2 separate regions of the Homo sapiens genome follow, and region 1 is linked to region 2. The links are chromatin loops, found by intact Hi-C in ENCODE. Cell type or tissue: prostate gland. All regions are shown on one strand. Links, peaks and the distances in the headings refer to the core of each region. The heading gives the core; the rest is flanking DNA. Region 1 overlaps TDP1 (tyrosyl-DNA phosphodiesterase 1). Region 2 has its middle 20 kb from the start of PSMC1.

Region 1 (15,678 bases), core at 2,530-10,529, 260 kb after region 2:
AAATTAGCTAGGTGTGGTCGTGGGCACCTGTAATCACAGCTACTAAGCAGGCTGAGGCAGGTGAATCAGTTGAAGCTGGGAGGCGGAGGTTGCAGTGAGCCGAGACTGCACCACTGCACTCCAGCCTGGGTGACAGAGTGAAACTCTGTCTCAAAAAAAAAAAAAAATTGTTAAATGTGAAACACTCTCACCTGTACATTCCTATTACTCCTTTGGTACACAGCTTTATTTTCTCATCTAATAATGGATGATTTTTATCTCCCTGTTGTTTTCAATAGGATTATTTCAATATTTCAGGAATCTAAGTTCTCTCTCTCCAACTAAAGTGTCACTTCTCATGGCTGTAACTCTGTCTTGACTTATTTTATCATTTCTATTGAGGCCAAAATGCTACTTAATACTTACTGATGAAACTCAATTCACACATGGCAAAAAAAAGTGAACCACTGGCTCTCTCCAAATAAACAACATGAACATTATCTGGGCAGGATGAAATTATCATAAAAAGATAAGAAAAAGGGTACGAGAAGAGACAAGAGAATGAGATATTTAGCTCTTGCCAAAACGAGAAATTAACCCAAGCTGGCAAACAGTAAATTAATGCAAAGCTGGAGAAATGACAGCTGCTGTGCCATCTTCTTTCCATTTGTGAAATGTGCTCCCTGAAATCTGGGCAAATTTACATACACAGTTGCCAAATCAGCAGCTGATTGTAATTAAGAATAAGTCAGTTATGGATTCATGATAGAACGTTTACAAATATTTCCATTAGTCAAGACATCGATTATCAGGCAAATCACACACTAATGTCAATGAATGCTATCAAATAGAATTATGAACTTGAGAGTAGCCATATTCATCTTTTCATAGACAAAATGGTAGTGTTAATAAGGTCACAGTTAAAAATGGATAGAAAAGGGTGAGGAATGAGATCTCCCTTGAAGAATGCTGACCTGCCATACTGTCTGCTAAGCTGTGAGGCAGCAAAAGGGACCCAACCCAAATGCGCAGCTATTCCTGCAAAGGGGGAAGAGAACTAACATATGGCAAGCACCTCTCTACCAGGTGCCATCCTAGAAGCTCTGTCGTATGTTACCACACCAAGTCTTCACAGCAATACAGAAGAGGAGTTATTCTCATTCTACAATTGTGGAATCTACAGCTGGACATTTAACAGGGATTATCCAAGGTCACAAAGTGGGCCAGCGGAAGAGCTTGTTGGGATCACAAATGCCAGATGCCAGGGCACTCCTTTCACCACACATGGTTTCACAGGGCTGGTGGCAGCAACGGTGAACACTTCATGCTACTGGTACAGGGGTAGGTGAGGTGGGGGGAGACATGGCCTTGGTGGGAAAGAGGACTAAATGATGCATGGTGGGGGCCTGACTACAGATCTTAGTGGAAAGAGGCATGCCTCGCCCATCCTGTGGTTTGCTACTGGCCACCACCTGGATCTGGATATTTGACATTCAGCTGCTTTGGCTTTCTCTTTCCCCTCTATCGATTCTTGGAGCCATAAGAATTAACTCTGCTCCCAGCTCTAGAGGAAACCAAAGAGCTTTCCCATTCTAAAACACTGTGAGACAGACCACGGGATTGCATGGCATCCAACCAAAACTGGACAGAGCAGGGCTTGTGTGCCAAAGTGTATGCAGTCTCAAAGACTGCCTCGTTCACTGTTTCTAGCTCTACCCTGTGAGGTGGGGAAGGCAGTTTACCCTCCATCACTATGATCTGGAAGGTGATTCTCCTTTTCTAATTCACATGTTTGTCTTGCTTCTCTCACCAAAGAAAAAGCTGTAAGAATAAAAACTCTATATCCTCTTGAGCTGTGTCAAGAACATAAGAAGTATTTAATTCTTAAAACATTTTAAAAATACGCTAGGTGCGGTGGCTCACGCCTGTAATCCCGGCACTTTGGGAGGCCGAGGCGGGTGGATCACCTGAGGTCAGGAGTTCGAGACCAGCCTGGCCAGCATGGTGAAACCCCATCTCTACTAAAAATACAAAAATTAGCTGGACGTGGTGGCACACGCCTGTAGTCCCAGCAACTCAGGAGGCTGAGGCAAGAGAATTGCTTGAACCTGGGAGGCGGAGGTTGTAACGAGCTGAGATTGCGCCATTGTACTCCAGCCTGGGCAACAGAGCGAGACTGTCTCAACAAAAAAAAAATTTTTTTTTAAATAAGCAACTAAAAGTAATTTCAAGACACGAGCTCAATCTTCTACAAGATAATGTCATTTCAACAAAATGTAAACTACAGATACTTAATTGGGAAAAGTTCAACTGTAATTACTTTCCTAGGCATTTTCTTTTGTTTTCGAGACAGGGTCTCACTCTGTCACCCAAACTGGAGTGCAGTGGCATGATCTTGGCTCGCCACAACCTCCGCCTTGCAGGCTCAAGCGATTCTCCTGCCTCAGCCTCCCATGTAGCTGGGATTATAGGCATGTCCCACTACTGCCCGGCTAATTTTTATATTTTTAGTAGAGATGGGGTTTCACCATGTTGGCCAGATTGGTCTCGAACTCCTGATCTCAAATAATCCACCCACCTTGGCCTCCCAAAGTGCTGGGATTACAGGCATGAGCCACAGCGCCCAGCCTCCTAGGCATTTTAAACTCTGAATTAAGAGCTCTTGGCCAGGCATGGTAGCTCACACCTGTAATCCCAACACTTGGGGAGGCAGAGGAGGGTGGATCACCTGAGGTCAGGAGTTTGAGACCAGCCTGGCAAACATGGTGAAACCCCGTCTCTAATAAAAATATAAAAGTTAGCCAGGTGTGGTGGCAGTGGCCTGTAACCCCAGCTACTTGGGAGGCTGAGGCAGGAGAATCGTTTGAACCCAGGAGATGGAGGTTGCAGTGAGCCAAGATTGTGCCACTGCACTCCAGGCTGGGCAACAGAGCGAGACTCTGTCTAAAAAAAAAAAAAAAAAAAAAAAAAAAAGAGCTCTGTTGAGTTTAACCTGCAAAGTATGTGTGTAGGAGCGAGGGGGTAGTGGTGAATGGACCAAAGGAAATAATAAGGTAAATTTTAGCAATGAGCAAACAAGAACAAATTTAAAGCTAAAGTTAATGCCAGCACAGGGGCTCATGCCTGTAATCCCAGCACTTTGAGAGGCTAAGGCAGGAGGTCTGTTTGAGTCCAGGAGTTCGAGATCAGCCTGGGTCACAAAGTGAGACCCCTGTCTCTACAAAAAAATTAGCCAGGCATGGTGGCGTGTGCCTGTAGTCCCAGCTGCTCGGGAGGCTGAGGTGGGAGGATTGCTTAAGCCCAGGAGTTGGAGGCTGCAGTGAGCTGTGATCATGCCACTGCACTCCAGTCTGGGCAACAGAGTGAGACCACATCTTGAAAAATTGTGTGTATATATTAATTAAAGTTAGAATAAATAGGTTCTATTCCTGTCTCCACTACTGGCCCAAGGAAAAATCACATACCTAAACCTGGGCCTCAGTTTCCTGATCTATAAAATTAAAAGGAAAGACCAAATAATTTTTATAAGAGCATTAAATAAAAGAATAGCTCCCCCAGGCTCAGTTAAGCATCGCTGTGCTAGATCCTAGGTGGGCCTACCATGCTCAGTCTCTCCTAAGAATAACCGTGTAATGGACAAATGACAATGCTTGAGGGGTTCCCCTATTTCACAAAAAGTGCTTACGTGTGGTGTGTTCCAAACGCAATATCCAACTTTGCCTAGGATGAAAAAGAAGTCATTTATTTAAAAACAACTCACTAATATCCATATCTACTGGAAATTACATTAGAAAGCAATCAGGTCAACTTTTTTTTTTAAAACTATTTTTACTGATCTCTACCAGGCAAGCCCTTGAATAACAAGACAGCTTTTATAATAGCATCTGGGGACGCTCATTAAAAAAAAAAAAAAAAAAAACACAAATTTTGTTACCCAGAATGATTATACACTACAGAATATATACTACATTTTTAATTACAGTAATTAGGACTGAGAAGCCTAAATTCTTTAGTTGACAAAAAACTAGTAAAACAAGTGAGTCTCTATGCAAAGTTTTAGATATTTGGCTTATACAGAAATTAATGGTACACAGTTTTCAGAGCATATTTAAAAGAAACACTGAAGGCCAGGTGCGGTGGCTCACGCCTGTAATCCCAGCACTTTGGGAGGCTGAGGCGGGCACATCACGAAGTCAGGAGATGGAGACCATCCTGGCTAACGCAGTGGAACCCCGTTTCTACTAAAAATATGAAAAAATTTGCCAGGCGTGGTGGCCAGCGCCTGTAGTCCCAGCTACTTAGGAGGCTGAGGCAGGAGAATGGCGTGAACCCAGGAGGCAGAGCTTGCAGTGAGCTGAGATAGCGCCACTGCACTCCAGCCTGGGTGACAGAGCGAGACTCCGTCTCCAAAAACAAAAAAAGAAACACTGAAAGTGGTGGCAACATAAAGACTTAGGATGTTAAATTAAAATAGAAATGTTCTTATATTAGCATAGCAAGTGCTGAAAATAAAAACATATGAAATCCATTTTCATGTTATAAAATGACACCTTTACAAACTAATGGAGGGTATGTATATAGAAAACATGTTATCTAATACCCACTAATGCCAGATCTTGGTTAAGCAGAATATGTCACAAGATGCAGATTATGAAAGAGTTTAAATAACCGTAAAAGTTTCACAATTAGGAACGCAGTACATGGGCTCAAATCCTGCCTTCACAACTTTGTATGACTCTGGAAAATACATCTAACTCTATGCCTCAGCTTTCTCCTCTTTAAAACGGTACCATTCTGAGATCCAGAGTTGTCAGGAACGAGATCACATATGTAAAATGCTGAGCAACGGGGGCCTGCATGCAATAGGCACTCTATAATCGTGGCAATCACTACTGCAACCTCTCCCCACTACCTACCCCAGCCTCCTTACCACATGACATGGGTGAAACTTTGCTGGGGGCAGTAATGGGCGACTGGAATACACAGGTGAGTTACAACACAGCTCCTGTTTGGAATGGAGATGCTCACAGACCAGCATGCATCTGTGCATTCTGGCCACAGAAGAAAGTGCAGGGAACTCTATTTCATGTTTTCAAAATTACCAAATGAGAAGGAAGACTGCCACTCTATAAACTGATATTTAGCTGAGAAAGAACAATGGTCAAGAGACCTGGCTTTTGTTTCGTTTGCTAAAAGTTACATGCTTCTGGGTAAGTCTAAGCACAAAAAACAAGGATAATAGCTTCAATAGATATTGTTTACTGGGTGCTGTTTTTGGGCTAGTGCACCAAGTCCTTTAGTAAACTCTAGGATGAACAGCATTAGCAATCAATTTCAAAGATAAAGAAATTAGGTGACAAGCCAGTGACAAGCCCAGAATAAGTGTTGTAGACTAAACACTTCTGTCCCCCACCAAATTCATATGTTGAAGCCCCAACTTCCAATGTGACTATTTGCAGAGAGGGACTTTATGGAGGTAATTAAGGTTAAATGAGGTCATAAGGGTGGGATCCTGATCCAACAGGACTGCTGTCCTTATACAAGAGCTACCAGACAGCCTATGTGTCTGTCTTCCTCCCTCTCCCTCATGAGGACACCGTGAGAACGTGGCCATCTATAAGCTGGCAAGAGAGCCCTCACCTGGAACTGAACTGACTGGCACCTTGATCCTGAATTCCCAGCTTCCAGAACTGTGAGAAATAAGTGTCTGTTGTTTCAGCGACCCAAGTCCAAGAAAAGTCACCCAGGTAATTTTGTTATAGCACCCAAGCAGACTAATACACACACGTAGAGCCGGGACTGAGCCCAGGCAATGTGACTCTGACCACCACAAGGTCTCAATGTCTGCCCTTAGGTCCCACATTTGCAAAATGGGAGAGGGTCAGCAGCCACCGATTCTCTGACTAATGTGTCTCAGTTTCAATGACTCACGTTGCTAGAAAAAGACTTTATCTTACAGACAAGGTATAAAGGTGCTTCAAGAGATCAGGAGGACACAATCCTGTACGTCAGCCTAGAGTTGGGAGCTTCTTCACAGCTCTTTCCAAGAGGTTTGGAAGAAGTGGCTCACTATGCCCTCTGGTGGCCAGCCTGGAACACACTATCAAGCACAGGAACCACTCTCCTAAACGAGCACAGGTAGGTAATATTTGAAAAAGACTTTATTTCCATTCATTTAGTCACTGGTTTTCAGGATTTCTGTGTCAGTTTACTTTCTGCCCACTATAAGGTTTGATGGGAGCTATCCTACTGCAGTATAACCTCTTATGTTGCTGGAAATAGAAGCAAAACAATGGAATTTTGGCAACTGCGAAGCAAAGGCACATCTATGGGCATGAGATGAGCCCATGTTGGATAGAAGGCATTTTTAAAATGACAACTCTATAAAGTGCAGTGGGTTAAATCATAAGGAAAATGTTGTGAGGTATGTTTAAACTAACAAGATTGAGCTCTTGTACTGTATTAATCTTAAAAAAATACAAAGATATCATATATAGTTGGAAAAAGAGTGATACAATATGAGTTGGAATTCTTACATCTTTGTGGATGGGGAAAAAAGACACTAGAAGGAAAATGAGAAAAAAAATCCAGAAAGGATGTAATTCACTCTGTCTCTGTACTTGCAGAGCAGAAATCTTTTGCCAATTTCACTAAGCTAACGATAAGGAAAGAAAAGGGCTATAAAAAGCATCTTTCGTGTTTTCTCATAACAAACGAATACAGCCAAAAGAAATAGGAAAAGGTGACTATTACACCAGCTACTTCATAATCACCATTTCTATAGGAAGTAGTTATCATAAATGTGAGAAATTCTTCTGTATTCCTTGTTTTCCTTTCTACTTTGCATGTTTCTTGCTCAAAATGCGCCACGTGTAATAGAAGATCTTTTTAGATGATGAGTCTAAAGAAATGGATCCTAATGAAAGTCCAAGACTCACTGGCCACATTGTATGCTAACTGCAAAGTATTAGGACAAAATTATGGGAATATATAAAGAAACTGGGCAATAACCGTTTCTTGGCCTTTGATATGGTTTGGGTCTATGTCCCCACCCAAATCTCATCTCAAATTATAATCCCCAATGTTGGAGGAGGGGCCTGGTAGGAGGTGATTGGATCATGGGGGTGGACTTCCTCCTTGCTGTTCTCGTGATAGAGAGTTCTCATGATATCTGGTTGTTTGATAAAAGTGTGTAGCTCTTCCCCCTCTCTTCCCTCTTGCTCCGGCCAAGTAAGATGTGCCTGCTTCCTCTTCACCTTCTGTCACAATTGAAAGTTTCCTGAGGCCTCCTCAGCCATGCTTCATGTACAGCCTGCAGAACCGTGAGCCAATTAAGCCCCTCTTCTTTATAAATTACCCAGTCTCAGGTATGTCTTCATAGCGGTGCAAGAACAAACTAACATAGCTTTCTTTTCTGCTTTGCTTTGGTCCTAGCAAACCAAGTGGATATGCCTGTTACAAGACCACTTAATGTCTCCACATTGGACTTAGATCATACACAGCATACGACTCACATAGTTTCCTAACAGTTTTTTAATCTATGGGTCTCTCCTGTTTAGACCTTAGATGCAACTCATGTGAAAAAAAAAGAACTACAGTTGAAGGACTACCGTTGAAGTGTCAATGGCAGCTAATATAAGTTACATAAGGTGTCACAAAAAACTACAAGTTTTAAGTTGCACTCACAGGATACTCACAAAAAGAAACCCACAGCCACTGAACTACATCCAGAGGACCTATTCAGTGTTGAAACCCAGGTTTCAACAGGCATACTGACAAGCTACATGCAACCAGGGGAGCACTAGCAGGTTGCGGAAAGACTCAGAATCCATACTACATTGAGTAAAACTGAAGAAAGAGAATGTTTGAATTAAAGAGAGAAAACGAAGGGAGACAGGACAGATCACTTTAGATATATGAATCACTGACATGTGTAAGATGAAAGACTTACTTATTCTGTGTGGCTCCAGAAGGGGAAAATTAAGACCAATGAGTAGAAATTAGTAAGAAGACTTCAGGCCCACAAAAAGAAAAACCTTTCCAACCCTGAGGAGTACTATGAATGGGATGCTCTATCTCAGGAAGTGTTTAAGCTGAGGCTAGACAAATATCTATTGATGACTGATGCTGGAGAGAGGATTTCTGCACTAAGTGAGAGGGTGGACTAAATGTCTAAGTTTCCTTCTAACTCAGACTACGCGTGCTCTCCAACGGCAGTAAGTGGCTTACCTGGCAGAGAGAGATGTTCTCGTAAGGCTTGGCCTGGGCATGGAGGTGAGCCTTAGCCTCTCGCTTATCACCATGCACAAGCAGGATTGGCTTCTTCCTAAAAAGAGAGCATTAGTATTTAATATACATCATTCATGGCCAGGCTCAGTGGCTCACACCTGTAATCCCGGCACCTTGGGAGGCCGAGGCAGGTGGACTACCTGAGGTCAGGAGTTCGAGACCAGACTGGCCAACATGGTGAAACCCCGTCTCTACTAATACAAAAATTAGACAAGGCATGGTTGTGCGTGCCTGTAATCCCAGCTACTCTGGGGCTGAGGCATGAGAATCGCTTGAACCTGGGAGGTGAAGGTTGCAGTGAGCCGAGATTGAGCCACTGCACTCCAGCCTGGGTGCCAGAGCAAGACTCTGTCTCAAAAATAAATAAATAAATAAATAAATTAATTAAAATACATCATTCATGAAGCTGGACTCGCCTCATTAAGGAATGCTAGCTTCCTTATCACTCGATATGTTTCCGGCCTTTGTAGTTGAATGAAGACAGGGCTAACACAGAGCAGTGAAAAGCTAATGTTCATTTACCAGATACCTTTATAATGGGGCTACATGGCCTGATTCTGCAGCTCTGTTGTAATACAGAGGGGTAATGACTCAAGAAAGTCCTTGAATAATTATCTTCTTTGGCCCAAAACGGCACATAAGTAGTTCTGTGTTAAAATATTTAAGTCCAAATAAATTAAAGATATATAATAATTATTATATAATATAGTGCTTTTTGCTTTTTCTTTTGGACCACACGGTGGATTCATTTCACACCACATCTATATTCACCAAACTCCTCCTGTGTGCTATGTACTGAGCTAGACCCAGGATACAACAGAGAACAGGCCCAGGCCAGGCCCACAGCATGACGCAGCTTCACTAATGGGTGGTTAGATTTCAATGAAACAGAGCCCAAGCTACGTTGAAAATGCTATATTTTTGAATTCCAAATATAATATAAAAACACTCTTCAAGAATACATTAAAAAGGCTTTTGAGGGATTCTTGTTCTGATTAACTCAAAGCAAGATAATCCTTAGAAATAAGTATATTTCGGCCAGGCGCGGTGGCTCACGCCTGTAATCCCAGCACTTTGGGAGGCCGAGGCGGGCAGATCACGAGGTCAGGAGATCGAGACCATCCCGGCTAAAACGGTGAAACCCCGTCTCTACTAAAAATACAAAAAATTAGCCGGGCGTAGTGGCGGGCGCCTGTAGTCCCAGCTACTTGGGAGGCTGAGGCAGGAGAATGGCGTGAACCCGGGAGGCGGAGCTTGCAGTGAGCCGAGATCCCGCCACTGCACTCCAGCCTGGGCGACAGAGCGAGACTCCGCCTCAAAAAAAAAAAAAAAAAAGAAATAAGTATATTTCTACAAGCTCTCCCAACACAACAAAAATTGGATATAAGCAATCAAGAAAGATAAACAACCGACCCACTTCCACATTTATCAATCACACTGCAGAATGATTCTCTACCATTCACAAAGGAACAACAATCAACTAGAGAGAAACATCTATTTCCAGTACTAATACCTCACTACCTCTTGCCCAATAGCTTTATTCTAACATGACAGGTAAAATGAAACTATGAAACACGCACCTGTGATTTTTAGAAATTAGGTAAGAAAAACAGAATAATGTAAGAAACACACGTGCATCTAGCACCTAGAAATAAAAAATGTTAGATCAAGTCATGTTATTAAAAAGATTAAATATGACTGATAGAAACTGAAGTCCTCATTAATTCTTTCAAATTTATTGGTTCTACGACTTATTACAAAAAGATGGCACCTGAACAATAGCATACTGAGGTATAAATCCTTATGATCTGAATTTTTCTACATACAAATTCTGGATGTTACTTAAACTTACCATTTAGGTCACTCCTCATCCTTCTAAGGCTCGTAATAGCCTTCCCAAGATGCATTTGGCAATAAGGGGATGCAGGGAGAAGGAGGACACTTTCGTCCCTTTAGTTACTGAGAGTCCAGTGGATACTGTATTAGTGTGCCAGGGCCTCCAAAACAAAGCACCACAAACTGGGAGGCTTAGACAACAGCAATATATTGTCTCACAGGTCTGGAGGCGAGAAGTCCAAGATCAAGGTGCTGGCAGGATTGGTTCCTGAGGCTGTGAGGCACATCTGTTCCAAGCCTCTCTCCCAGCTTCTAGGAGCTTGGCTTGTAAATGGCGTTCTGTGTCTTTACATGGTCTTATCTCTGTCTCTGCACCCAAATTTCTCTTTTTATAAGGACACTAGTCATACTGGATTAATGTCCATCCTAATGCCTTCATTTTATCTTGATTACCTTTGTAAGGGCTCTATCTCCAAATAAGATCACATTCTGAGGTACTGAGGCTTAGGATTCCAACAGATCTTTTTTGGGGGTGAGATAATTTAACTCATAACAGATACAAAGGAACTGCAGTCTGCACTTTGCCAACACTCTAATGGGGTGACAGTTTGATTTCAAGGTCTTTAAGAAAAGGGAGGAAGAACAGAAAATGCCAATGTGACACCCAAGGATACTACTGCGAGGAGGAGCCAAGGCAGAAACTGCTTGTTGCCTCCAGACAGCCATTCTCTCCTCCTTCCCTAACAAAAGGCTAATTCAGGAAAAGGTGTGCTAAGCTAAAAGACATTTCTAGCCTCTTTTACAGCTGGTTAGCATGCAGCTGAGCTCTGCTCAATGAAATAGATGCAGGTGTTGTGTGGGACTTCCAGGAAGGCTGCTTAGATGGGCATAGCTAGAATGTGGGCCTTTTTGTCCTTTTCCTCCTTTCCCCTTCCTGCTACCTGGAATAGATGAGTAAGCTGGAGCTCTAGCTGCCATACTGGGCCACGAGGTGACTCTGAAAACTGAAGTCACATACAAGGATGGTGGAACAGAAAGGGTAGGTGGATAAGTCTCTGAGAACCCTGGTGCCCCCATCTAGACCATAAATGTTTACCATCTGAATGTGTCACGCTGGAAACAATTTGTCTTATTTAAGCCATTGTTATTTTGAATATTCTTTTACATGCAGCTAAAACTAATTCTGTGTGTTACAGGTCAAAAAAAAAAAAAAAAGCCCCAAGTGCCAAAGCTGCTTGAAAAATTTTAACAGCATTTTATCTACTGTTAATGTCAAAGGTTTCCACAATCTGATGCCCTAAATGTACCAAGAATTTTGAGGACCCTGACAATCATTATTTCTTGTGTGTTTTCCTCCATCCTACTTGCTGTTATGGGAATCTGCCCCGTAAATGTGTTAGAAATAGGGAAGGGTGGCACCTGTGTGATGCCCTATTTGGTCTGTATTGCCTAACATGAGGCTGATGAAGTGCAGGCAGAAGGCCTAAAAATCCATCACCTCCAGAGCCTAGATAAGGGAAGGCCACAGATAAGCCTCCTTTCCTCATCTCAGAAACACAAAGGGATCCTCAAAACAGAACAGAATTGATGTGCTACGGAAAGCATGGCACGTTGGCGGCATGTTGGCACATTCACAGATCTAGAAGGTATGTGGAGATGGTATTTTCCTTCATATTAAGACTGGACATGAAATTCTGTTATTTGAGTTAAAGCCTGTCCTTATCTACTTCCTGAAAGAGCACAGAGGAAAATGCTAAAATCCGTAAAAAGAATGTGTAGGATTAAATAGATCAAAGAATGCTGTTTTCCGGATATAACTTAATGTCTGTGTGATTTCAACAGTTTCAAAAGAAAAACTCAAAAGATGAGTGGCTTTCACCTGAGAAATACAAATCTTAGGTGTCAAAGCCCCTTTACAGTTTATAGTGTTGTCTGTCACCCTGAGGAACTCACCTGAACTCTGGTGGATACTGTTTTACGAGCCAGTCCACGTCAAAGCAGTAGTTAAACTAGATGGGAGAAAAGAAGAGTAACTAAGCCATAGGTAATTCTGCCAAACAGTTCATAAGGAGAATTGTTTAGTTATTACATTTAAGGAAACTCTAAAATAGTGATACACTACATGTATTATTTATAAACCTGGAGGGTTATGCTGCAATACTAACAAACCTATAATTTATCTTAAATGCATGGTTAAAAGAACCTAAATGGAGCCAAGTACATGAGATAACAGGTTCCCAGGAAATTATCTCTGCATGTTTTGGCAGCATCTGTACTTGTCCGCAGGGTGTTATTACATTATGTCTAATGGCCCTGAGATTAATTTAAATAAAAGGATTTATAAATTTATCCCTTTTCCCCTAGGTGATTATAAAAAGACAGATACTGGAGACAAAGATCCCAGGACTTTCAGAAAAGAACATTTCCTTTCAGGCTAACTTATTAGCTAGCTTTGTACACAGCCACCTGGGACCAGACATTCACTAGGCTTCTAACAATTACATCTTAAATGCAAGTTCTGTACTGGTCTTACCCGTGGAGGCTCCTCCCCATACCTGGGTAATCCTGGACTTAGTAACTCAGTCGAGCTAACAGGGCATTTGCAAATGCTCCCCACCTTCCAAATGGAAACCAGGACTTTCAATGCCAAACCAAACATAAAGGAAGCCTGCCTTTCTTCAGGGACAGGGCCCTTTGGACCACTTACTTGTGGGTCTGGACCATTACATGATTTATCAAGACAAAGGGACTAGCTCAGTCAGGAAGGAGCCACTGAACATGAAAATTCACATTTTTCTAAATTAAATCAAACTTGACTTGGCCTTCACCACTCTATCCATACCTCACCACTCTATGCACCAGAGTTAACTCAGTCCCATGAGTTAATCAGTATCCCCAAAAGAAGTGTCCCATTCTAGTCTTTCAAGCTGGAATGTCCAAAGTGACTTCTTGGCCAGCGGAGGCTGACTTGAGTCAAATGCTCTCCTGATAGTGACATCCCCATTCTATGTTGATGGCCATGGATCTCATTACTGTGGCACTTGAGCCAGCCTCCAGGTATGTGCCATCTCAGTCTTTGAACAGGACTGAGATCCCCAAACTATGCCTCTCATATTTTCTTATGGAGTTGTTTAATTACCTGTCTACTTTCACCCAAAGAAAAAACAGCTTAAAGGTATACTCACCTGAGCTGAAGAAACAAGCGTCCCAAATAAAGGAGATAAAATATCTGAGAAGACAAAACATATATCAAATTCACACTCACAAAAATCCTCTAGTCATAATAATCACTACTAACTCATTCAACAGTCACTGACAATCAAGATCTGACTCAGAACACAGTAAGCTAAACAGTTACTACAAAGTCAGACTTTAATGTTTCATAAAATTCAAAAAAAATTTCCCTATGGTATTTAATATTTATCATACATTCTTTTATAAAACAATGCAAAACCAAAATCTACAACTTCAGTACTGAATGATTGATCAAGTTTAGAAACTCAATATGGACAATAATGATACATATTCTTTTCAGATCTCTGAACTTCTACCTCCTCCAAGTACCCATTCAAGTCCCTCTCCAGGAAATCTCCCAACTCAAGACTAGAAAAACTTTCTAGAAAGATTTTATAAATGTGGACAGTTTAGAAAGACTTTCCAGAAAGACTGGAAAGCACCTGTGGCCTGTGAATGAAAGGACAGAGGCACTCACAATTATCAACTCACATTCCTGGTGTTCCTGGTCATCTCTAGGGAAGTCTCACTTTGTACCCATTCAAGCTTTATGTTAGGTAAGTTGAAAGCTCACTTCTCAAACCATACCACGAGAGCAAGTACACCATCATCGTGACCTTCCATTACAACAGCCACATCTGTGGAGACCTGTTAGATGCCAGGCAGCACTCTTGGCACTTCCCATCCATTACTTACTCCTCATATCCATTTTCTAGGTGGGGTCTGTTATTTCTATTTTATATCGGAGGAGCCTTCTTAGGAGGCTGCCCACAGACACACAGCTAGAAAGGGGTACAGTCGGGGTTTGAACCTAGGCTGTCTGGCTCCAGCACCTTCGCTCATACCCACTAAACTGCCTCTGAGAATTAAGACTGGCTCATTCATTTGGCAAATATTTCCTGAGTGCTTCCTATCTTCTGGACATTGAGCTAGATGCTGGGGTAGAACGATTTTCAGAGAACAACAACAAAAAAATTGTTAAGGAAGGTTCTACCTTATTGGGAGAGTTGCAGAGATAAACTGCAAATATTCTTCCATTTGCCCCCACCAGCATGTATTTCTTCCCTTCTAAATTTTACCCATCTTTCAAAGGCCTTTTGAAGTCCCCCTTCCTCCATGAGATCTTCTAAGCCATCTACAATTATGGCACATGGTAGAGTGCTATAGCAAACAGCATGGATTCTGATGCCAGAATGTCATTACCAGCTCTACGACCTTGGGCACTTTTCTAAAGTGCAGATGCATCATTTATCCAAGGAATACGATTGTAACATCTACTCATAAGACTGTCCTGAGGATTAAAGGAGAAAATATATGTAAGAGCTCCTATCATGTTACCACAATACCTTGGTGCTAATTGCCGGTTATTTTATTATATAGAGCAAAACTTGGCAAAATTCTCTAAATATTTGTCAGTCTGTCTCAAACAAACAAAAAACTTGACAAAGTACCAAGATAAGAGATTCTCAAAAAGAAAACAACCTGTAGAACACTCTACAGTATGAAATACTCCAACATGTATACATCACACACAATATACAATTATATACTGGATATATAAAAAAAGAACAACACTGCTGACAGTGAACATTACTATTCTTAAATATGGGACAGGAAAAAAATCTGAAATAAGGGTAATAATGTTTATTGTATCTGCCATGTGAATATATTACACTGGTTACTTCATATATTTGCTCCCATTTTTCTGCATTTCCAGTTTAAAGATGAGCAAACTAAAATTCAGAGAATGTTAGGTCCTGTGTTAACAATCCATACAGCAAATGAGTGGTGAGGCCAGAAAGCAGATTCTAGAGCTCCTGCTCTTCCTCCTGCAGGTGCTCCCTGAGGAATAAGGAGAGCAAACTAAGGCCATCTTTTGATCCATAACTGAAACATCTATTTGCACTCAGGCACTATTTTGTTTTTTCTTCTTCTTCTTCACCAGGAACTAAAACCAGGCTTTTAAGCAGTGGTTCTCAAACTTGACTGGGCAGTAGAATCCCCTCAAGGGCTCGTGAAAACACAGACTGCAGGATCTCACCCTCAGAGTCCAATTTAATGAATCGGGAATGGGGCCCGAGAATTTGCATTTTAACAAGTTGCAGGTGATGCTGAGGCTGCTGGTCCAGGGCCCATGGAGAACTACTACTGTTGTCAAGTATTTGCTACCTTGTTGATAAACTGTTACTCATCAAGCTTCATCTTAAAAAGTTAAATAATGCTAAACATCGTGCTAAGTGATATAAGGGGTTGAGCTACAGGGTTTTGAGAACACACGCTCTGCCTGAGTTAAGTAAACAGTCTGCTGTTATACTAATGCACTTGCCTGTCAAGAATTTT
Region 2 (15,678 bases), core at 4,844-12,843:
GGATTCGGTCATGAAGGAGTAGTTTGGAATCCAACTCCTGCAATAGCCCGTTAACCCTAAGCATCCTCTTAACTGCTTTTCAGTTTTGGGCATGGGAAAGATCATAACAGCAGAGATTCTCTCACAGTTTATTAATAGCCACCTTGGGGAAATCATATGTCCCAAATATTTAACTTGGGGAAGGCAAAATAGCAATTTATCTTTTGACACTTTGTGTCCCTTAAGAGCAAGCTGTTGTAATAGGTGGACAGTACCGTCTCTGCATTTTGGTATGGAGGATGAACACAATGATAAATCATTCACATACTGAATTAGAGTAGATTCATTTGGAAATTCAATGTCATCTAAATCTGCCTTTAGTATTTCAGAAAAATAAGTAGGACTTTAGGGAGAGCATTAGAATAAATACCTTATGCATGTAGGACTTAAAACCTAGATGACGGGTTGATGGGTGCAGCAAAACACCATGGCACATGTATACCTATGTAACAAACCTGCACGTTCTGCACATCTGTCCCGGAACTCAAAGTAAAAAAAAAAGAGGCTGGATGTGGTGGCTCACAGCTGTAATCCCAGCACTTTAGGAGGCCGAGGCAGGTGGATCACCTGAGCTCAGGAGTTCGAGACCAGCTTGGCCAACATGGCTAAACCCTGTCTCTACTAAAAATACAAAAATTAGCCAGGCGTGGTGGTGGGCACCTGTAATCCAAGCTACTTGGGAGGCTGAGGCAGGAGAATTGCTTGAACCCAGGAGGCGGAGGTTGCAGTGAGCAGACATTGCACCACTGCACTCCAGCCTGGGTGATAAAGCAAGACTCCATCTCAAAAAAAAAAAAAAAATATATATATATATATATATATACATAGGACTTTCAGAGTAGCCCTGGGGTAAGACTGTCCATGTGTATTGGTGATTTTCCAAAGTGAAAGCAATATACTGGCTATTTTGCTTTACAGGTATGCTGAAAAATGCACTACCTTATTACAGAGAAGTGGCTGGAAGTGATAGGAATTTGGACAGTAAGGTGTGGGGGTTAGGAACAAAAGGGTGTCTGGGAATTATTATTTTATTTATAACTCTTAGTTCTTGAACAAATCTCCAGCCTTTCCCATTTGGCTTTTTTTTTTTTTTTTTTTTTTGAGACAGAGTCTTGCTCTGTTGGCCAGGCTGGAGTGCAGTGGCATAATCTCAGCTCGTTGCAACCTCTGCCTTCCGGAGTCAACTGATTCTCCTGCTTCAGCCTCCCGAGGAGCTGGGATTACAGATGCCTGCCAACACGCCCAGCTAATTTTTGTGTTTTTAGTAGAGACAGGGTTTCACCATATTGGCCAGGCTGGTCTCGAACTCCTGACCTCAGGTCGTCCACCCACCTCGGCCTCCCAAAGTGTTGGGATTACAGGCATGAGCCACCATGCCCGGCCACCATTTGGCTTGTTAACTGGGAGGATTGGTGTATTGCAAGGGCTGGTGCAGGGTATTATGAGTCCTTTGTATAAATAGTCCTGAAAGATTGGTTTGGTTCCTAGTAAGGCTTCTGGTCTAAGGAGATATTGCCTTACATTTGGCAGAGGTTTGGATAGATTTATGGTTATCTCTATAGGGACTGCTGACTTAATTCTCCCAATATCTGTGGAAGAGTTTGCCCATAAGGAATCTGGTACCTTAGATAAGAAAGGTTCTAATTTTTCCTGTCCAGAATCTTGATTAACTTTCCCAATCATAACATTACATATGGGCTTTTCTAAGTCTTCTGTGTGTTCCAAGTTGAGAACCATTTCATTTCTCCCTCTGTAAAAATGAGATGTGAGCATTATGGGTCACTAGGAAATCCCAACCCAGCAGGTGTTAAGGGGGCACTATCTACTAGAAGAAAAACGTGATGCCCCACTAGTTTTCCTGATTGAAATGGAAGGGGATTTGATTTAAAGGCTACAATAGGAGAGTTTGAAACCCCTACCATTTAGACTTTTTCTTTACTCCAAGGGAAAAGGTCTTTAATCAAGGTAGGGTTAAAAACTGACAGTGTAACGCCGGTGTTGACAAGGACTTTGGTATCTTCCCCATTTATGAATATTTCTACTTCTCCTAAAGCATTAGATAGAAGTAGGAGGAAAGCCATCTCTATTCCCTCAGAACATCCCTATTCTGATTTTTGAATTGTTCTGGTGCCTTCCTTTGGGGTCTTTTGCCCCCTTTGTGTAAGCACCCATTTAAGTTTTTTGCATTCTTTTTTAAAATGTCCTTTCTTGGCTGGGCACAGTGGGGCACAGTGGCTCACGCCTGTAATCCTAGCACTTTGGAAGGCTGAGGAGGGTGGATTGCCTGAGCTCAGGAGTTCGAGACGAGCCTGGGCAACACAGTGAAACCCCATCTCTACTAAAATACAAAAAATTAGCCAGGCATGGCAGTGTGCGCCTGTAATCCCAGCTACTCGGGAGGCTGAGGCAAGAGAATCACTTGAACCCAGGAAGCAGAGGTTGCAGTGAGGCCAGACTGTGTGCCATTGCACTCCAGCCTGGGCAACAGAGTGAGACTCTGTCTCAACAACAACAACAACAACAAAAGTCCTTTCTTTTTGCAGTGGTGGCAAATTGCTTCCTCTTGGGGTAGCTTAGATCTCTGGGGACCATGGGACCCTTGCAAGCTCCCAACTTGGTTACTAAGTTGTTTTAGTTGTAAACTCATAATTTTGGAGACTGTTTCCTTTTCTTTCTTAATGATTGTTTGTGACAATTGGTCAGCTAAGGTAACTAGGTGGCTAGTAGGCAAGGAAGCCCAAGCCACATTGTTCCTCTTTATTAGGGTTGCTAACTCCTTATCTAAACCTTGAATAAACCCAAAATTTAGTAAGATGTCACTTCTACCACGTTCAAAGTTTTCAGGAGGTATTCCTGAAAACTGTTTGAATGTCTTTTCAAACCTGATATAAAAGTCAGGTACGGTTTCATTTGGGCGTATTTTACATTGTTGCACCTTTGCCCAATCTATGACCTTGGGGAATATCCGTGATACAGTTTCATGGAGGCAAATGCAAAGCTTCTCTGCATCTCTCTCTTCCAGTTGCATCTATTTTGTCAAAATCTTCTAAAGGCTATTTCTAATCTGCTGCTCTAAACCATTCTTCAGTTTTTTTTTTGGGGACCACTAACTCGATCAGCTGATACAGGTCAGAGAACCCCGGATCATAAGTCTAAAGCATTAATTGGAATTCCTTAGCAAATCCAAAGGGATCTTCACTCGGATTGGGGAATCCAGATACCAGGGCCTTTAACTCTGACTTGGTCCAGGGTTTATACATTATGTTAGGATCCCCTCTGCCTGTGGGTCTTACTCTAAAAGGAACAACTACAATGTTATTTTCTCCAGCTATTTCTGGTCCCTCTGTGGCTTGAAGCAAGAGAGTAGGGGAAGGAGGAGGAAAAATGAAATTGCCCAGAAAAGGAAGTTCAGAGAGAAGAGGGTCAAAAGGAGCAGAAGGAGAGACAGTTTCTGGAGCCTTCCTGATTTCAGAGGTGGCTTCTACTAATTTCTTTAATTCTGAGACAGTTTCGAAAAACTTTTAATTAACTTCCTGGAGGGAGGGAAGCTTATTATTCCCTCTTTTTGACAATTCTAGGTGCCAGCTAAAGTACAATTCCCATTCATTTTCTTTGATTTTGTAGCCTAATTTTTCTAATCTGGAGTGCAAGAAAATCAATTTAGGGATATCAAAAGTTCCCCATTTTGGAAACTTAGACCTAGGTCATTTTTAGTAAGATCTGCCCATTTACATAAATACTTGGAAGTAAAGAGGCCACAATTATTACACCTAAACCCAGCTGGGTGCCCATAGGGGGCCACTCTTCTTGCCTTTCCTCTTGTTTTGGAGGGTTTATTTTCCTTTTTTTTTTTTTTTTTTTTTTGGAACTTGGCCAGGCCCAGTGGCTCATGCCTTCAATCCCAGCACTTTGGGAGGCTGAGACGGGCAGATCACTTGAGATCAGGAGTTCCAGACCAGCCTTGTCAACATGGCAAAACCCCGTCTCTACTAAAAATACCAAAATTAACGGGGAATGGTGGCAATGCCTGTAATCTCAGCTACTTGGGAGGCTGAGGAGTATCACCTGAACCCAGAAGGCAGAGGTTGCAGTGGGCCAAGGTCATACCACTGCACTCCAGGCTGGGTGACAGAGTGAGATATTGGCTCAAAAAATAAAAAATAAAATAAACAAAAGAAAACTGACCTGTGCCTAAGGTTTTGTGTGGTGGACTGATATGTGCTGCTTGTGGGCAGGACTCCACTGTGTGTCACCACTGAGTCGTTTCCACCCTCTTACGTGTCTCAGTTTATCTCTTCAGAGGTCTGTCACCTCTGAGTGGGATTAAAAGGCTGGGCGATCAGCCCTTACATACATTTCCTGGACAAGCCTTTTTAAATTAATATTTGTTGGGAGTTTCCTATAGGGCTGCTGCAAGTCATGGGCTGGTCAACCCCCCAGACACTCCCACAAGGCCCCCAGTCACCCTGAGGTGACTTTCGGCTGGGAGGAGCAAAATGCCCTTTCTCTTTGGAGCTGAGGAACTCAGTCTGTCATTTACTTATGAAAAATAACTGTTCAGTTCCACACGCAGAGCACCCACAAGCCAATTGAGATTAATTTTGAGAGAAAAGGCAATGGATAAAGACCCTTTTGAATGCACCACTGAAACTAAAATTAAGGTTTTAACCAACTTTCTAGGAGAAAAGAGAGAGACAGAGAGAGAGAAAAACAGCTCAGGATAAATCAAGGACCATCAACCAAAATGGGAGGTCCAGGGCTCAGGAGGACTTACCAGTCCCACCAGAGGAGAAGCTCAAACTCAGTGAGGTTTCAGTGAGCCCCTGCTGGTACCTTAGCTCCAGTTTCAGGCAACTCCTTCAGGGTCCTGAGTCTTCTCAGAGGCCCCATGTTGGGCGCCAGATTACTGTCGATGAAAAGAGTCAAACTCTCTAAAATCTTTGAAGAGGTTTATTCTGAGCCAAATATGAGTGACCATGACCAATGACATAGCCCTCAGGAGATTCTGAGAACATGAGCTCAAGGTGGTCGGAGTAAAGCTTGGTTTTACATATTTTAGGAAGGCATGAGTCATCAATCAAATACATTTAAGAAATACATTGGTTTGGTTCAGGAAGGCAGGACAACTCAAAGCAGGGGCTTCCAGGCTATAGGTAAATTTAAACATTTTCTGGTTGACAATTGGTTGAGTTTATCTGAAGACCTGGGATCAATAGAAAGGAATGTTCAGGTTAACCTGAAGGATGTGGAGACCAAGTTTGTGCAAAGGAATCTCAGATAGCAGGCTTCAGAGAGAAAGTAGGTTATAAAATGTTTCTTAATAGCCCTAAAAGAGTGCCTGGATCTTAGTTGATTATCTCTTAGATCTGGAAAGAAAGGAAGGTAAACAAAGGGGAAAAGGATTCTCTATAGAATGTGAATTTTTTCCCACAAGAGACTTTGCAGGGCAATTTCAAGGTATGGCAAGGAAATATAATTTTGGGGTTAAATATTTTTTCCTTGTCTCATAATGTTATTCCAAAGTCAGACTGGAAAGTAAGTCATGATGTATAGGGTCAAATAAAACACATTTGATAAGAATTTATGGGGTGTAGGGCATGACTCCCTAGACCCCTTAGGTAGGAATTTGGGCAAGATAAAAAAATCAGAGCTTAGTCCTCAGATCAAATTTTAGGAAAGAGAACACAGGGACAACTGAGGAACAAGAAATAGATCCCCAGACCCTAGTGAAGTGCATATCCAAGTGGAAAGACCTCTATGGTGGCGTCTGTATATAAATACACATATGGGGATTTGTTTACACATATAGATAATAAATACATGCATACGCAAATGAGACTTGGTGCTCAACTTTAAAAAAAACTCATGGGTGAGCTATCCAAGCATCTTGGAGACCACAAGCAGCCTCCAAGAGCAGCGTCTAAGGCAGTCACCCTTGGTCTCCACATTTTTTTATTTCATCACCTCTCCTCTCTGCTCTTGGCCCCTTGGATTTCCCCTATACCCTCTCCAGCTCCACTCCTGCCTTTGTTCCTTTTTTTTTTTTTTTTCCTTCTGAGATGGAGTCTCACTCTGGCCCAGGCTGGAGTGGAATGCCTTGATCTCTGCTCACTGCAACCTCCGCCTCTTGGGTTCAAGCGATTCTCCTGCCTCAGCCTCCTAAGTAGTTGGGATTACAGGCATCTGCCACCACACCCGGCTAATTTTTGTATTTTTAGTAGAGACGGGATACCACCATGTTGCCCAGGCTGATCTGAAACTCCTGACCTCAAGTGATTGGCCTGCCTGGGCCTCCCAAACTGCTGGGATTACAGGCGTGAGCCACCGTGCCCAGCCTGCCTTTGCTCTTTGTTCATGTTGTTCCCCCATTAGGTGGCATGGTGGGATAATCACCTCTAAATACTCACCAATGCTGTTTCTCCAGCATATTCTTTTACTCTTTGCCATCTCCCCCATTCAGCTGGGCTGTCCTGGATTCATTGCTGCAGGAAGGGATGGGGAGGTTGGCACCAAGCAGAGGACAGGGAGCTTCTTTCTTCTTTCTTTCTTTCTTCTTCTTTCTTCTTCTTTCTTCTTCTTCTTCTTTCTTCTTTTCTTCTTCTTCTTTTCTTCTTCTTCTTTCTTCTTCTTTTCTTCTTCTTTTCTTCTTCTTTTCTTCTTCTTCTTTTCTTTTCTTCTTCTTCTTTTCTTCTTCTTATTCCTCTTCTTCTCCTTCTCCTCCTCCTCCTCCTCCTTCTCCTCCTCCTCCTCCTCCTTCTTCTTCTTCAAGACAGAGTCTTGCTCTGTTACCCAGGCTGGAGTGCAGTGGCATGATCTCAGCTCACTGCAACCTCTGTCTCTCAAGTTCAAGCAATTCTCCTGCCTCAGCCTCCCAAGTAGCTGGGACTACAGGCACATGCCGCCACGCCCAACTAATTTTTTGTATTTTTAGTAGAGACGGGTTTCACCATGTTAGCCAGGATGGTCTTGATCTCCTGACCTCGTGATCCACCCACTTCAGCCTCCCAAAGTGCTGGGATTACAGGCATGAGCCACCGTGCCTGGCCTGCTTTTGACTTTCATAAGCTTCAGTGAGACCTCAGGACATAGAAAGCAGATTCGACAGAAACCACCCACAGTAAGCAGGAAGCTTCTCCCTCCCCTGACTGCCTGGGGGGTGGAGGTGGTGGGGGAAGGTAGGAAGAGAATCTGGGGGCCTTACTCAGTGTTCTTACCTTTAAAAAGAATAATGAGGAGAACAGTCTAGGAGTTTCTCAAAAGGTTAAACATAGTTACCATACGAGCCAGAATTTCCACTCCTACATATATACCTGGGAAAACTGAAAACATATGTCTCCCCAAAACTTGTATATGAAATTTTATAGCAGCATTATTCATAATTGCAAAAGAGTGCAAACAACCCAACTGTCCATCAGTTGAGGAATGTGAAACACAATGTGGTATATCCATACATAGGAATATTATTCAGACATGAAAGGAGTGACGTATGATGCCTACATAACATGAATGAGCCCTGAAAATATTGCATTACATGAAAGAAGTCAGTCACAAAACAGCACATATTATTTGCTCTCATTCATACGAAACGTTCAGATTAAGTGAAGTCATAGGGAACAGAAAGTAGGTTGGTGGGCCAGACATGGTAGGTAGCTCATGCCTTTAATCCGAGCACTCTGCGAGGCCAAGACAGGCAAATCCCTTGAGCCCAAAAGTTTGAGACCAGCCTAGGAAACATGGTGAAATCTCATCTCTACAAAACACAAAAATTAGCTGGGTGTTCTGGCACATGCCTGTGGACACAGCTACTTCGGAGGCTGAGGTGAGAGCAGCACTTGAGCTCGGGGGTCAAAGCTGCAGTGAGCCATAATTGCACCATTGCACTCCAGCCTGGGCAACAGAGAGAGACTTTGAGAAAGAAAGAAGGAAGGAAGGAAGGCAGGCAGGCAGGAAGGAAGGAAGGAAAGAAAGAGAGAGAGAGTGGAGGGAGGTAGGAGGAAAGGAGGGAGGGAAAGAAGGAAGAAAGAAAGAAAAGAAAAAGAAAGAAGAAAGAAAAAGAAAGAAAGAAAAAAAGAAAAAAGAAAGATTGATTAGTGGTTTTCTGGGGGTAGGAAGGAGGGGGCGGGAAGTGAGTGCAAATGGGTAAGGGGCTTTTTGGAGGGGGTATTAAAATGCTCTAAAACGTACTCTGGTGATGGTTGCAGACACCTGTGACCACACTAAAAACCGCTGAGTTGTGAGTTTTAAGTGGGTGAATTGTATGGTATGTGAATTATATCTCAATTAAGCTGTTATATCAAAAAGAAAAAAAAGGGGGGCAGGTACTGGAATGGTGAAGTGCAGGCACCCTGTGGCCGGGCTTCCTGGGTGCCCCCCGGTTGCCGCATGTCAGCTTACATGCATGCTTACATGTCAGCGTGTAAGCCCTGGCACCAGTGTCCTCATCTGTAAAACGGATATGCTAATAGACCCTGCTCACATAACTTTGAATAAAAAGCTGGGTGGCATTTGTAATGTACCTAAAACAGTGCCCGGCAGGCAAGTTTGTTAAAAGTTTTTTTTCAAATGAAGCGTTTAGGTAAAATGACCTGAGGCTTGGTAATCTGCCACCAAAACTAAACTCAGCTTTAGAGCCCGGGCGGCCTGTGACTGTCTTGAGTGCTTCCTGTGAAGAAGGAATGAATTTTCCCGGGTTCTGACAGGTGCATGCAGTTCAGATATTCACCAGCAGAGGGCGCCGCATACCAAATACCGCGCAGGGGCCGGTTCCTCCCTGCCTAAGAAGTGCTCTGTGGAGCACTTGTCTGCCCCTCGAGCCTCCAAACGCCCTGGGCGCTCTCGGACCGGACGCTCCTTGCCCACCCACTCCCGGGGCTGGCCTGCTCTTTCTCACCGTGGCCCTTGAGCCCTTTGGCCGAAAGGCTAGTATTTTGCCTCTATCCTGCTCAAAGCCTGGTCTTCAGGGCTGCTTCTGCAATCTGCAGGCTCATCCTCCCTCTCTCTGTCCAGGCTCCACCTGGCTACCCGGGACTGGCTGGAGAGAGACTGGCACTTTCAGACTGGAGCCAGACCACTCCATGTCATTGGACCCCAGGCCCATGACTTGGGCACTTGATACCAAGAGATGAGCTAAAGCCAGACTTCAGATTCCACTTAAACTTGCTGAATGCCCGCTCTTTGCTCTCTTAGACTGGCTCATCCGACCTCACCACGGTGCTTTGAGGTTGGTGCGTCACTCCCATTTTGCACATGAGAAATTGGGGCTCAGAGACATTAAATGACCTGTCTGGGACCACACAGTTGATGGGCAGTCAGGTCTAACTCAGACATTCTGACTCCAAGCCTAATGTTGAGCCCCAATTTTAATTTTCATCTCCTTCTTTCTGTCTCAAGGAAATCCAGAGTTTTAGGATTGGAATGTATCTTTTTTTTTTTTTAGACCGAGTTTTGCTCTTGTCGCCCAGGCTGGAGTGCAATGGCGCGATCTTGGCTCACTGCAACCTCCACCTCCCAGGTTCAAGTGATTCTCCTGCCTCAGCCTCCCGAGTAGCTGGGATTGCAGGCATGCACCACCATGCCTGGCTAATTTTATATTTTTAGTAGAGACGGGATTTCTCCATGTTGGTCAGGCTGGTCTCCAACTCCTGACCTCAGGTGATCCGCCCACCTCAGCCTCACAAAGTGCTGGGATTACAGGTGGGAGCCACTGCGCCCAGCTGATTGGGATGTATCTTAAACTCCACTTCCCATCCAGGTACTCAATGCCTCAGCCAGCCCTGAGTGGGGAGGTACAACCTTTGCTTGGAGACATTTCTGCCTGGCTTCCTCCTGCTTAACTTTCAGGTCTCAGCTTAAACATGGTGGGGACTACTCAGAACCCCAGAATTGATATGAAGATTATTTTAATTTATTACTAAGATTATATGAAGACATTTGAGAGTCAACAGATGCAGAAAGAAGCCCTTTTGGAACTTCCCTTATCTGACTAAAAGCAGCAACTTCTGGGAAACAAAGCTGCCAGAAATTCCTTCTTCATGGGTGGGCCTATTCCCAGGATAGAGACCAAGAGGAAACCTACCAAAAATCCCCACTCTGGGGGAGTTCCATGGGCGTGAAGAAAATGGAAAGACCACTCACTTCTGCATAAACAATCACAAACTTTTCTATTTCCCGTTTGTTCTCCTATAAACCCTTTTGTCCTTTCTAAAGAAACCCATTTGTTCTTCCCATAGAAGCTTTTTCTTCCTGCTCCCTTTTCCTTGCTATGTTAGATACAGATGCCCCTTGACTTACAATGGGGTTATGTCCCAGTAAGCCCATCTGTATTAGTCAGGGTTCTCTAGAGGGACAGAACTAATAGAATATATATATACACACACACATAAAGGGGAGTTTATTAAGGAGTATTAAACTCACATGTTCACAAGGTCCTGCAATAGGCTGTCTGTAAGCTAAGGAGCAAGGAAGCCAGTCAGAGTCCCAAAGCTGAAGAACTTGAAGTTCGATGTTCGAGGGCAGGAAGCATCCAGCATGGGAGGAAGATATAAGCTGAGAGGCTAAGCCAGTCTGATCTTTTCATGTTTTTCTGCCTGCTTTATATCCTGGCCGCAGTGGCAGCTGATTAGATGGTGCCCACCCAGATTAAGGGTGGCTCTGCCCTTCCCAGGTCACTGACTCAAATGTTAATCTCTTTTGGCAAAACGCTCACAGACACACCCAATACTTTGTATCCTTGAATCCAATCAAGTTGACACTCAGTATTAACCATCGCAAGTCCACCCTTTGTCAACTTGAACCCATACACATCTCCTGAGATCATACACAATCTTCAAATAAAGACAGTAATAAGGTCAGAATTATGCCTAACATGATACAACTATCCTTCGTACGACCAGAAATGCACCAATCCCCAGCCCAAATGCTATTACATAAAGTTAGCCATGCTTAAATGCTGATATGAAGTCAATAAATCTTATGTCACATGATAAAGGAAAAAGGAGGTAGGGGAAGGTGCCTCATACCTGTAATCCTAGCACTTGGGAGACTGAGGTGGGTGGATCACCTGAGGTCGGGAGTTTGAGACAGCTGGGCCAACATAGTGAAACCCCATCTCTACTAAAAATACAAACATTAGCTGGGGGTGGTGGTGCACATCTGTAATCCCAGCTATTCAGGAGGCTGAGGCATGAGAATCGGTTGAACCTGGGAGGCGGGGGTTGCAGTGAGCTGAGATCATGCTACTGCATTCCAGCCTGGGCAACAGAGTGAGACTCAGTCTCAAAAAAAAAAAAAAAAAGGAAATAAAATGAAGATATTTTCTTAGTACAAGTGTATACATGCATAAACATGCTTTTAACAAAAAAAGGAGAAAATACTCATGACAATTACAGTCCTTGTTTCTGCAGCTGGTCATGTGGTCATAGCTGGTATTGATGACTACCTTCTTCTACTACTCATTCTGTATTCCCTTTGCCTTCAGCAAGCACCTCAGCAGCTCATGTTTGTTTTTGTTTTTGTTTTTTTTCCTGGTGGAGTGACCCAAACTTTAATTCCTGAAGGGTCTGGATCATTTGTAGTCCTGCCTGGATTGGGCTGTTGTAGTTTCCCATTGACCTTAATCACAGGGCATAGTAATACTATGAGACACCCTAATGGATCTCTATATTCCATGCATACTCTTCCTTACCTCCATTGTGTAATAGTAGACTGATTTCATCTTGATTGTCTAGGTCAATCACCCCAGCCAACACTGTAACTTTCTTCTTAGCCTGTTGACTTAAAAGTAGGAGTAGCCCAAAGTGTCCAGGTGGCAATCTTAACTTCCAGCTTAATGGAATCGTTGTTGTGTCTCCTGGTGGCACCATTCCTCCCTCTGGAACTAAGACCTCTAGGCGAACAGAACATAATGTCACTGGGTCAGGAAAGAAAAATTTTGCTAATGGATCACTAGGGGTGATGGTGAGTGGTGCTACTTCCACTTCCACCCCTTGATTCCTGGATGTGTGAATCCTGGCTATGGGAGAAATAATACCATATATTGGACGCTGACTCAGAGCATACATGGCCTTCTGGAAAACTTTGCCCCAGGCCTGCAAAGTATTGTCACCTAGTTGGCATTGTAATTGTGACTTCAAATGGCCATTCCACCATTCTATCAATCCAGCTGCTTCAGGATGATGGGGAACATGCTAAGACCAGTGAATTCCATAAGCATGAGCCCACTGCTGCACCTCTTTAGCCATAAAGTGAGTGCCTTGGTCAGAGGCAATGCTGTTGGAATATCATGATGTTTGTTAAGGCATTCCGTGAGTCCACGGATGGTAGTCTTGGAAGAAGCATTGTATGCAGGATAGGCAAACCCATATCTGTCCATATCTGGAGTAAGCATCTATTCCAGTGAGGACAAACCTCTGCCCTTTCTGTAATAGAAGAGGTCCAGTACAATCAACCTGCCACCAAGTAGCTGAATGATCATCCCAAGGAATGGTGCCATATTGAGGGCTCAGTGTTGGTGTCTGCTGATGGCAAATTGGGCACTTAGTAGTGGCTGTAGCCAGGTCAGCCTTAGTGAGTGGGAGTCCATGTTGCTGAGTCCATGCATAACCTCCATCCCTGCCACAATAGCCACTTTGTTCATGGGCCCATTGGGCAATGACAGGGGTGGCTGGGGAAAGAGGCTGAGTGGTGTCCACCTCTGCTGAGGTCACTCGTTGGTGAGCACTCACATGGGATACAAATAGCTTCACAGTTTTTAACCACTCAGAGAGGTCCATCACATGCCTCTTCCCCAAATTTCTTTGTCACCAATTTTCTGATCATGCTTCTTCCAAGTCCCTGACCATCCAGCCAAACCATTGGCTATAGCCTATGAATCAGTATGTAATCACATATCTGGCAATTTCTCCTTCCATGCAGAGTGCACAACCAGTGCACTGCTTGAAGTTCTGCCCACTGGGAAGATTTCCCTTCACTTCACCGCTGTCCTTCAGGGATGTCCTAAAAAGGAGCTGTAGCGCTGCAGCTGTCCACTTTTGGGTGGTGCCTGCATATCAGGCAGAACCATTTGTGAACCAGGCCCTAGTCTTCTCTTCCTCTGTCAGCTGACCATAGGGAACGCCCCATGAGGCCATTGGTGCAGGCTGGGGGAGAGAAGGCAGGGTGGCAGGAATGGAGACCATGGGCATTTGAGCCACTTCCTCATGTAACTTAATTGTGCCTTCAGCCAGGGCTTGTGCTCGAGCCCAGTTACGTATATAACACTTCCATTTGATGATGTTATGCTGCTGTACACAACCCACTTTATGGCTAGATGGGTCAGAAAGCATCCACTTCATGATATGCAGTTCAGGTCGAACGGTAACTTGATGACCCATAGTCAAATGTTCAGTTTCCAGCAAAGCCCAGTAACAGGCCAAGAGCTTCTCTGAAAAGGAGAGTAGTCATCTGCAGAAGATGGCGGAGCTTTGCTTCAAAATCCTAGACGCCTCCACTATGATTCATCTATGGGAGCCTGCCAAAAGTGCCAAACAGCGTCTCTATCTGCCATTGACACCTCAAGCACCGTTGCATCTGCTGGGTCATATGGCCCAAGTGGCAGAGCAGCTTTCACAGCATCCTGGATCTGTTGCAGAGGCTTCTTCTGTTCTGGACCCCACTCAAAACTGACAGCCTTTCTAGTCACTTGATAAATGGGCCAGAGTAACACACCCAAATGAGGAACATGTTGCCTCCAAAATCCAAACAGGCCCACTAGGCATTGTGCCTCTTTCTTGGTTGTAGAAAGGGCCAAATACAGCAACTTATCCTTTACCTTAGAAGGAATATCTTGACAGGCCCCGTACCACTTGGCCCCTAGAAATTTTATTGAGGTAGAAAGTCCCTGAATTTTAGTCAGATTTATTTCCCATCATTTTGTGTACAAATGTCTCACCAATAAGTCCAGTGTGTTTGCTACTTCTTGCTCATTGGATCCAATAAGCATAATGTCATCAATGTCATCAATGACCAGTGCGATATCTTATGGAAGTGAAAAACAATCAAGGTCTCTCTGAATAAGATTATGACACAAAGCCATAGAGTTGATATACCCCTGAGGTAGGACAGTAAAGGTATATTGCTGGCCTTGCCAGCTGAAGGCAAATTGTTTCTGGTGGGCCTTATCAACAAGAATGGAGAAAAAACATTTGCTGAGTCAATGGCTGCATACCAGGTACCAGGAGATTGTTAATTTGCTCAAGCAATAAAACCACATCTGGTACAGCAGCTGCAATTGGAGTCACCACTTGGTTAAGCTTCCAATAATTCACTGTCATTCTCCAAGATCCATTTGTCTTCTGCACAGGTCAAATGGGATGGCTGAAAGGGGATGTGGTGGAAATCACCACCCCTGCATCTTTCAAGTCCTTGATGGTGGCACTAATCTCTGAAATTCCTCCAGGGATGCAATATTGTTTTTGATTTATTACTTTTTTTTTTTGAAATCCCTCCAGTGATGCAATATTGTTTTTGATTTATTACTTTTTTTTTTTTTTTGAAGGAGTCTGGCACTGTCGCCCAGGCTGGAGTGCAGTGGTGCAATCTCTACTCACTGCAACCTCCGCCTCCCAGGTTCAAGCAATTCAACTGCCTCAGCCTCCTAAGTAGCTGGGATTACAGGCACCCGCCACCACACCTGGCTAATTTTTTGTATTTTTAGTAAAGACAGGGCTTCACAATGTTGGCCAGGCTGGTCTTGAACTCCTGACCACGTGAGCCGCCTGCCTTGGCCTCCCAAAGTGCTGGGATTATAGGCGTGAGCCACTGCGCCCAGCCAATTTACTGTTTTTTTAGGTACAGTCAGCTATAATGGCTTCCATTTGGCCTTTCCCACCATAATAGCCCTCACCCTACTAGTCAGGGAGCCAGTGTGGGGGTTCTGCCAGCTGCTAAGTATGTCTATGCCAATTACGCCTTCTGGCACTGGGGAACTGACCACAAGATGAGTCCAGGGACACACTGGACCCACTGTAAGTCTGACCTGAGCTAAACCTCTATTAATTACCTTACCTCCATAAGGCCCTACTTTAACTGGAGTACCACAATGACATTTTGGTTCCCTGGAATCAATGTCAGCTCAGAGCCAGTGTCCAATAGTCCCCGAAGTGTCTGATCATTCCCCTTTCCCTAATGCACAGTTACCTTGGTAAAAGGCTGGAGGTCTCCTTGGGGGAGGATGGGAGAAAGATTAACAGCATAAATTGTCGATAATGTAGTGGGGCCCTTCCTCAAGGGGACCCAGCCTTCCCATTCATTCAAGGGGTTTTGGGTCTGTAAAGTGGCTCAAGTCTGGAAATTGATTGAGGGGCCATGATTCTCTGTTTTTATAATTCAAATTAGTCTTTTGTCCATTTGACCTGGAAGTTTTCTGCTTATATAAATTAAGTAGGAATGCAGTAGGCTTTCTATCAATTTCACTTCTAGGAACACCATAATTAATTAGCCAGTGCCACATGAGTGAGAATATTCTGATTGCTGCTTTGCCTTTGCTGTCCATTACGGTAGCGATGCCCACTTTGCCTTTAACAGTTGAGTGCCTCCACCTGGCCTCTGCCACCTCGGGATCCAATTATTCCTATTGCATTTAAATTTTGTAGTTGAGTGCCT

The links. Hi-C counts contacts between places; a loop is a spot of excess contacts. Peaks named below come from ENCODE experiments on the same cell type or tissue, not always from the same donor. Only the 100,000 strongest peaks of a DNase experiment are listed, where the experiment ranks them.
Region 1: a loop joins it to region 2, with 4 times the contacts of the local background. A loop is called at or near these places in 74 of 110 quality-filtered maps.

The regions. Positions count from the first base shown.
Region 1 is chr14:89,963,802-89,979,479 of GRCh38, reverse strand. TDP1 (tyrosyl-DNA phosphodiesterase 1) reads right to left here. Exons shown (of 17, transcript NM_018319.4): 4 at 13,290-13,333; 5 at 12,058-12,113; 6 at 8,209-8,305; 7 at 3,665-3,699. Among named protein-coding and RNA genes, the nearest start is that of TDP1, 16 kb to the right of the region's middle. RefSeq lists an enhancer at 15,405-15,678. In prostate gland, for the core only: a CTCF peak has its summit at 6,066 (motif pointing left); a DNase peak (open chromatin) is centred at 6,039.
Region 2 is chr14:90,228,618-90,244,295 of GRCh38, reverse strand. No RefSeq gene overlaps it. Among named protein-coding and RNA genes, the nearest start is that of PSMC1, 20 kb to the left of the region's middle. In prostate gland, for the core only: a CTCF peak has its summit at 8,767 (motif pointing right); a DNase peak (open chromatin) is centred at 8,755.